3 separate regions of the Mus musculus genome follow, and all the other regions are linked to region 2. Evidence: chromatin contacts called from ENCODE Hi-C or POLR2A ChIA-PET data. All regions are on one chromosome and are shown on one strand. The core of a region is the stretch at or near the end of the contact, and the rest is flanking DNA. Distances in the headings are between cores, read along the strand shown.

What was found. Hi-C counts contacts between places; a loop is a spot of excess contacts on that map. ChIA-PET counts read pairs that join two places held with the same protein, here RNA polymerase II (POLR2A).
Region 1: POLR2A ChIA-PET joins it to region 2 with 13 read pairs in Patski. The contact joins the promoter of Shc1 here to the promoter of Efna3 in region 2. POLR2A ChIA-PET finds 5 or more read pairs at or near these places in 5 of 5 experiments (Patski and embryonic stem cell).
Region 3: POLR2A ChIA-PET joins it to region 2 with 24 read pairs in Patski. The contact joins the promoter of Trim46 here to the promoter of Efna3 in region 2. A Hi-C loop is called at or near these places in 1 of 37 maps with a recorded cell type or tissue (T-helper 17 cell). POLR2A ChIA-PET finds 5 or more read pairs at or near these places in 3 of 5 experiments (Patski and embryonic stem cell).

Annotation. Positions count from the first base shown.
Region 1 is chr3:89,420,320-89,423,019 of GRCm38, forward strand. Shc1 (src homology 2 domain-containing transforming protein C1) reads left to right here and starts at 1,302. Exons shown (of 12, transcript NM_001113331.2): 1 at 1,302-2,026; 2 at 2,607-2,677. The coding sequence starts at 1,532.
Region 2 is chr3:89,321,616-89,324,315 of GRCm38, forward strand. It overlaps Efna3 (ephrin A3), which reads right to left and starts at 1,324. Exons shown (of 5, transcript NM_010108.2): 1 at 1,091-1,324. The coding sequence starts at 1,218.
Region 3 is chr3:89,244,588-89,247,287 of GRCm38, forward strand. Trim46 (tripartite motif-containing 46) reads right to left here and starts at 1,310. Exons shown (of 10, transcript NM_183037.2): 1 at 1,128-1,310. The coding sequence starts at 1,190. It overlaps Krtcap2 (keratinocyte associated protein 2), which reads left to right and starts at 1,851. Exons shown (of 5, transcript NM_025327.3): 1 at 1,851-1,928; 2 at 2,191-2,345; 3 at 2,478-2,541. The coding sequence starts at 1,925.

The DNA of each region.
Region 1 (2,700 bases), core at 52-2,551, 99 kb after region 2:
AACAAATAAGCAAAAAGTATCTTTTATTTCTTGTATTTGGTTTTTTTTTTTTTTTTTTTTTGGTTTTCGAGACAGGGTTTCTCTGTATAGCCCTGGCTGTCCTGGAACTCACTTTGTAGACCAGGCTGGCCTCGAACTCAGAAATCCACCTGCCTCTGCTGGGATTAAAAGGGTGCACCACCACACCCAGCTACTTTTTTTTTTTTTTTTTTAAGGGAATAAAGCGATAGTTTATTCTGGAGCTATTTTGATTGGTCACTTTCTTTAAGTTCCTGAATGGCCTTAAGCAGAGCTGTGGCAGGAAACTGTGGGCAAAGAAATATGGGTTTGGTATTATTATGCACTTATGGCCAGACTCCAACTTCTAATATCCCTTTCTCCTTCCTGTCTTTATTAACACAGATTTGTTTATGACCCTATTATCCCTTTGTGGCTTGTAGGCACCAGTTCTGTTTCTTTCCCCTACCTCCAAGGCCAACTCCTCCACTAGCCTGAGGTACACTGTCAGGTGGTTTACTGCCTGTAAGGAGTAACAATATATCTGTAGGTCCGAGGGGTGGCTGCATGTCTCTGTACCCTCTGGGGAAGCCCTACTCCCACCCCCCAAGTCTGTTGGTCCTTGGTGACTTGTAGAAACAGGCTTGCTCTAGCTCTTGTCTGGTAGCCCCCTGATGTACCACCAATAAATTGGCCTTTATTCCCATTTTAGCTTGTCTTTCCTCTTGGCTTTGCACTATATCCACTGGGACTTACTTTCTCTCCCTGGTTCTCTACTGTGGTCCACAGCTGTTGTGGTGGAGGATGCTAATGGCCCAGGTTCCCTGGAGCTACCACCTCACTCACTGTATGGTGGGGATGGGAGTGGTCTGGGCTGTCTGGGCTAGGGGGCTAGTCACGTCTTCAGCCAGGACTGGAAAGGAAATGCTAAACTCTGGGGGACATCTCCCCCCTTCCCCTCCCCGCCCAGCAGCTTCTGTTTCCTCTCTATCCCTTCCTGTCTTCCTGCTCTCTTTGGCTTGCCCACGTCGGTTTGGATTGGTCCAGAGTTTCTCTTAACTCCTTCCTTTCTTTTTTCTCTTTTGCTTATTTTTCCATCTTTTTTTCGCGCCGGGCACCTCCTCCTTCCCAGACAGTTGTTTGTATTGGGCTGGGAGAGTGGCCTGGCTTGCACAAATTGTGTGGGGAGGTGTCTCAGCCCCTCTGAGCCTGTGAGTCAGCACTGTCCTGGGGATTGGTCTCTCTCCTTAGTTCCCCGCCTCTGGGGAGGAGCCAGTAAGCTCTGGGTCCAGCCTGTACTCCTCAGCCAGTAGAGGTTTCCTAGCTGGGCTGTGCAAGGATGTGCTCTCAAACTGTCTAGGTCTGAGTTGGGAGAGCAGAGGTCACTTGTCCTTCGCCTCCCCAGGTCATCTGTTATCACCGGGCTGCCGAGGTCAGACTAGGCTAAGGGCCTGGGGATGCCCCCTGCCTGGCCCCCTTGCCTGAATTGGCAGGGGGGCCGGGCTGGGCAGCAGCCCCTCTTCTCACCCCAGCCATGGATCTTCTACCCCCCAAGCCGAAGTACAACCCACTTCGGAATGAGTCTCTGTCATCGCTGGAGGAGGGGGCTTCGGGGTCTACCCCTCCGGAGGAGCTACCTTCCCCATCAGCTTCATCCCTGGGACCCATTCTGCCTCCTCTGCCGGGGGACGATAGTCCGACTACCCTGTGTTCCTTCTTTCCCCGGATGAGCAACCTGAAGCTGGCCAATCCTGCTGGGGGGCGCCTGGGGCCTAAAGGGGAGCCAGGAAAGGCTGCTGAAGATGGGGAAGGGAGTGCAGGGGCAGCCCTTCGGGACTCAGGCCTCTTGCCCCTCCTCCAGGACATGAACAAGCTGAGTGGAGGCGGCGGGCGCAGGACTCGGGTAGAAGGGGGCCAGCTGGGGGGCGAGGAGTGGACCAGACACGGGAGCTTTGTCAATAAGCCCACACGAGGCTGGCTGCATCCCAACGACAAAGTCATGGGACCTGGGGTTTCCTACTTGGTTCGGGTGAGTGCATACCCCCCTCCCACTCCCTCCCGTCCAGTTCCTCTGCTCACTCCAGATTTGCCAGGGACTCCCTGCTCTTCCCCCAGCAACATCTGTGCCATTCTCTCAGTTCTTAGACCTGGTGCATTCCTTCTTCAGGTCTCTGCCCTTAATTTAGCCTGTGAATCTTCTGCCTTTCCTCCTTTGGTCCCAACCCCCCCCCCCACCCCCCCAGTTCACACAGTGCCCAAGCACATCTGAGGCTTTCTGTAAAAGTTGAATGAAAATGACTTCTTGATTATTCCCTCTAGACTCCTCCCTTTTCCAGAGATGTCACTCCATCCCACTCAATGTTTGCTACTCCTCTCGCAGTCCCCCCATGGTGCACGAAGTTCCTCTTTTGTGGTCTTTCTTCCCTTTTTCCCCTTTGCCATACACCTATGAAGTGGAAGCCCCAGGCAGTAGGAAGGCTACTTCAATCTACTTTCCTTAGGAAGTAAGGACTATATAAGGCAAAGCCCTAGAACCTTCTGCAAAGGGCTTGCAAGTGTGGGGTGGGGGATGGGGTCAGCTGATCCATTCTTCCCTCCTTCCCCTACAGTACATGGGCTGTGTGGAGGTCTTACAGTCAATGCGAGCCCTTGACTTCAATACCCGGACTCAGGTCACCAGGTTAGTGGGAAGGCGGGTATATT
Region 2 (2,700 bases), core at 74-2,573:
CCGCCCGGGCAGGTGTGACAGTGATCCCCGTGTCCCCAGGGATCCCCCTACCAATACACTGAGGTGGCCAGAGTGATACACACGACAGCTCGGCAGGGAGAAGACAAGGGCAGCAAGGACTGTGCAGAATGATGGCCCGGTCCGGCAGCCGGCACCGAGCCGCCGCGCCACACACCGGAGGAAACCACACGGCCGCCCTGACACCCGCCCAGACCGCGGCGGCGCCAAGAGCCACCCCAGCCCAGACAAGACTGGCCACGCGGACACCGACCGCAGCCCCCTCCCCGATCCGCCGCCCGCTCCCACCCCTAGACGGTCGCCGACGCAGACACACAAATCACACACAGACACACGCACACTGACAGCCGCGCACGCCCGTTCACACTCAGTGCCATACGCCGTCCCTAGCTTCAGTGCGTGTGTGTGTGTGTGTGTGTGCGTGTGTGTGTGTGTGTGTGTGTGTGACATGCCGACATCTCTGCCTTCTTCCTTCTCACCAGTACCCTGCGTTCCTAGGGCCCCCCAACTTCGCGACCCTGGCCCGGCTCACCCCAGCAGGGCTTATTCACACAACCAGAGCAACCCCTTACCCTTCGTCCTGAGGAGGTGGAGAATCGGAGTTCCTGCCTTAATGCCGAACCCCACTTTTAAAACCAAGAGTCTTAAGCAGAACCCCATCAACATTACAGGCTGAAAACAGGTCATCCTTCAGCTCCCAAACGCAGCGGCCTATCCCTAGCACACCGGTACTCACAGACTTCAACCTAGCCAAAAGGAGCGTGGATGGTGGGGGAGACTACGGGACAGAGAACACTATTCCATTGGCGAGTGTGGAGAGAAACCAAGATGGGGTTAGGGACCCCCAACAGCCTCCTCCGCACGGCCAGAGCGCTCTTTACTATGCCCCAACAGCTTCTCTCAGACACCCCCGAGTTTCACAGACGCCCACATAGTGCGTCCCCTCTCCCTCGCCTCTCGGTACCAAGCCTGTCTCCCAGGACTGCTGCCAGGTTCCCCTAGGACTTCTCGGGCCCACCAGCTCCCCCATCACTGACGCGGGACGCACGGGTTCTCCGGGTCCCCGACTCACTGCTGATTGGAGCTGTTCCAGTATACCGCATGCCGGTTTCCCAGTGCGCCCCCAGGCCCCTGGGCCAGCAGCGGCAGCAGCGGCACGGGCACGAGCAGCAGCAGCAGCAGCAGCGGAGCCGCCGCCATCCCCGGAGCCGCCGCCGCCGCCGCCCCCCGACTGAGCCCCGCACTCCCGGCTTCTCAGCTTCCCAGCTCCCTGCTGCCGCCGCTGCCAGCCCCCAATCTTAGTCACGCCCACAATCCTTCCCTCCGCCCTTCTGGGCGCGCCCCCGAAGCCCCGCCCCTGGCGCGCTCACGCGGGGCTCCGCCCCACTTGAGCCCAGAGCGCGCCGCGCGTGGGCGACCCATACTGTGTAGCCCCTTTAGGAACAACGCGCCTCTCCTCTCTCCTAGGTGATTTGCTGCAGAGGTTTGCGTCTTTAGGTCCCCCAAGCTTGGAGTTCACAGAAGGATTTGGAAGCCAAGACCTGGACATACATCTGGTGTAGGTCCACACCTTTCTCCATAGAGTGTGGGGGCGTTGAGCGAAGATCTACGTCTGGAATAAGCAAGAGTAGACCCATATCGGACCTCTACTTCCTCCACCCCTTTCCATGTGTGCAAGGAGTTAAATGGACACAAGATGGGGAAGCCTTCAGGTGGTACCAAGAGCTAACAGCTGGCTGCCTGAAGGCCCTCACCTGAAGCCAAACCAGAACACCTCAGCCCAGAGTGTCACCTTCTGGGGGCTGGGCACAGTAGCTATACTTCCTTAATCCTGACACTCTAGAAGCAGAGCCTGGCAGATCTCTGTGAGTTCGAGGGCACCTACATTGGTCTGTGTAACAAGTACCAGGCCAGGCAGGGCTACGCAGCGAGACCGTGTCCCCCCACCCCCACCCCCCGCCCCGTCTCAAAAAAAAAAAAAAAAGCCTAAGCCTTCTATGGTAATCCAGGGCAAAGGTATTTGGTGGTGGTGAGTTGCCAAGGCGAGTTGGAGCCAGGCAGGAATGGAGCAGTCTTCTTGGAAAGCCCACAGAGGTCCCCTCACTGCCTCCGATTCCCTCAGTGATGTCCTTAGGCACGCTCATTCCTGCTTCCATAGATGCTTTCTCTAAGGACAGAGGGCACCTTATATTCCAGCACTTGCCACAGCAGTTGTCTTCTTAGGGACATACAGGCACAAAGATGACATGCACACAGCGATGGGAGAGAAAAAAAATAAAGGTGTCCATATCCAGAAACAGGAGCAATGGACACTTGACATACAGTCCAATCTAGGCACACAAGGTGCCTATAGAGTAGAAATTGGTGTAAACATAGGCCCCTAGACAGAGACACTGACGTATACAGACACACTCTTCTCCCATGTGATTGACCCTCTTTGTGAGGGATCCAGAATACAGATCTACTAGGCATTCACCCCTTATCTTGTCTCTTTCCCAGAAGCCCAGACTGAAAGACAAAGCAGAACCGGGCCTTACTGGGTTCTTAGAACCCACAGCACCTGTGCCCAGGGAGGCAGGCACATTGCTGTTTTGTTGTGTTTCAAGAGGTAGGAAAGATAGCAGCACCTCAGTCAGTTACCTTTGGCAGTACAAGGCCCTGACCACACGCCTGCCTTGGGGG
Region 3 (2,700 bases), core at 60-2,559, 77 kb before region 2:
GAGCTTAAGGTCCACCAAGAAGGTACAGTTGGAGCTCTGGCCTCCCCCACCATCGCGCCCCACCCCCATCACTCCCGCTGCAGCAGTGCTGGCAGGCAGTCCTCCCGCCTCACCTGTCTCCATCCCTCCATCTCTGGATTAATAGCATTTATTTCAAGGGCACCACCCATTCTACAGCTGGGTGTTGTCCCCCGCCCCTTTCTCTAGCAACCCTTAGACGCATGACTGCTCCCCGCGGCCAGGGTGCGCTAGCTCTCTGAACCGGCTGGGCACTGGCCGGCGCCCCAGCACCCATCCTCCATTCTTCAATTCTATTTCTTCCAGTCTCCCCAAATCAACCCATCTCTCTTTGCCTTCTATACTAGAGCTATCAGACCCAGTCTGGTGGAGAAATTCGGCCTGTTTCAACCCTTTGCTCAATCTAGGGTGGGGGAGGAAGGAGCGCCCCGCCTACCTGCCCCCTCCCCACCGGAAGTATCCCTCCCCCTTTTGGTGAGGGGTCTTCTGGCTATTCCCCACCCCCACACCTCACCTTGGTCCCTCTCTTCGCAGCCATCCCGGTCAGGGGCGCAGCTGACACAAAGGAGGGAGGGAGAGGGAGGGAGGGGGAAGGAAGTGGTGGGGGGGAGCAGGGTTGGCACCGCCTCTGGGAGAGACGGGCACGGGTTACCATGGCAACGGGAGGCTGCACGGCAGCTAGCGGGGGGGGGGGTTGGGGGCGGTAGGGGGGGTGGTCGGGAGGGGTCCAAATTGGGAACTGCACCCAGGAGCGGTTTTTTCATCACCCCACCCCACCCCCCGCCACACCTGTCCTCAGTTTCTTGGAAAACATCCAAGCTCACACATGCCCCTTCTCATAGCCCTGGTGCACGCCTGGCAGCTACCCCAAGCCTACCCGCTGGGTCCGGGCAGCTTCTCGCTGCCTACACCCCAGCAAACGGGAGTCTCACCACTCGGCTGTCCCCAGGATCCCTCCACACTTGCGTCTCCGCCCTCCCAGTCATTTCTGTCTTAACTAATCCCTTCTCTATAATCCATATTCTTCCTGGACCCCCACCTGTTCAAGGGTCTGGCTTGCCCCGACCCTTTACATCCCCTCCCTTCCCCTTGACCCCACCTTAACTCACACTGATGCGGACTAGTGCATCCATGATGGAAGTGAAGGTCTGCATATCCTCACCCTCAGCCATGGCCCTACTGTGCCCGCCCGCCCCCGGGTGCCCGATCCTGGCTGCTGCTGCGAACCCGGGGCTTAATGCAGGAGCCGGGTGGGGTGAAGGGAGGGGTGGGGAGGGTGAGATGTCACTGCGCATGCTCCAGGGACTAGCTTCGAACTGCGTCCGTCGAGGTAGGGGGTGGGAAATAGTTCTTCCCACGTGGTTCTCCAAAGGCGGTCTAGGGGGTGGGTAACATGGAGGGTATTTGAGGTAGGAACCATTCCTCCTATTAGAAGCTTGCATCGATTCCTGGTCATACTACTCACATAAAGCACGAAGCTCGTTTCAGAAGAACAACTCCAGGTGGACGGTGCTACATCTTGGGTGGCACATATCTTCGGGAGTTGTTGAGGCAATTATAGTGGGTCAGGGAGGTCTGAGGAAGTTGTACGGGAGATGACATGAATAGCAATGAAGGCACAGGTGACTCTAGGCCATGGGATCATGACTGAAAGATGAGTGCAGCTTGTCCAGAGAGACAGCAGATGCCTTGGCTACAGAAGGCTGGAGACCAAGCAGGGCGGTGGCCTAGAATGCTCTTAGAAGCATTATTTCCTCCTTGCCACAAGAGGGCGCTGCACCCAAGGCGCGTAGAGGAAGAAGTAAAGCAAGTCCACGTTGGCCCCGACGCCTGCGTACAGACAACCGCGCCGGCTTTGGCTCCCCTCTTTCTCCAGGGACACGGATTGGACCACGGACGGGGCGTGATGGGTAACCGCACCGGCGGGATGCCCGGGCTGCTCTAGCGGGAGTGGGCGTTGGGGTGGTCCTCTTTTCTCCGTAGCCTCGGTAAAGCTGACGTGTCCTGGGAACTAGCATTTCCTCCGGACAGGCGGGAACTTGGGTGTGCAGGGCCGGGTGGTTCCTGGAGGTCGCTGTGGGGTGGGGGCTGGGTCACTTGGAAGTGGTTGGTGAGCCAAGCTCCGGAGTGAATCTGCCTGAATCTTAGCCTGACTCTTTTTCTCATTTATAGTAGTCGGTACCGGGACCTCCTTGGCGCTGTCCTCCCTCCTGTCCCTGCTGCTCTTCGCTGGCATGCAGATCTACAGCCGCCAGCTGGCCTCCACCGAGTGGCTCACCATTCAGGGGGGCCTGCTGGGCTCCGGCCTTTTCGTCTTCTCCCTGACTGTATCTTCCTCGCGCTGGAAGGGGAGGCGGGGGTGTATGAACAGAACATGGGCGGGAGTGGGTGGCAAGGGCTTTGCAGTCCCTCTACTTCCTATCTTGTTGCGTGAGTTTCTCCTTAATTACATCACCCAGGCCTTCAATAATCTGGAGAATCTGGTCTTTGGTAAAGGCTTCCAAGCAAAAATCTTCCCTGAGAGTAAGTGAAACTCAATAGTTAACTGGACTCTTTTTTTTTTAAACCTCTCCCAAACATGATGCCGAATTTCCCTGTGCTTAGATGATAAAGGAGAAATACATTTGCTTAACACAATCTTGAAGACAGAAGATGCTTTCAGATTAAGCATTTTATTGGAGC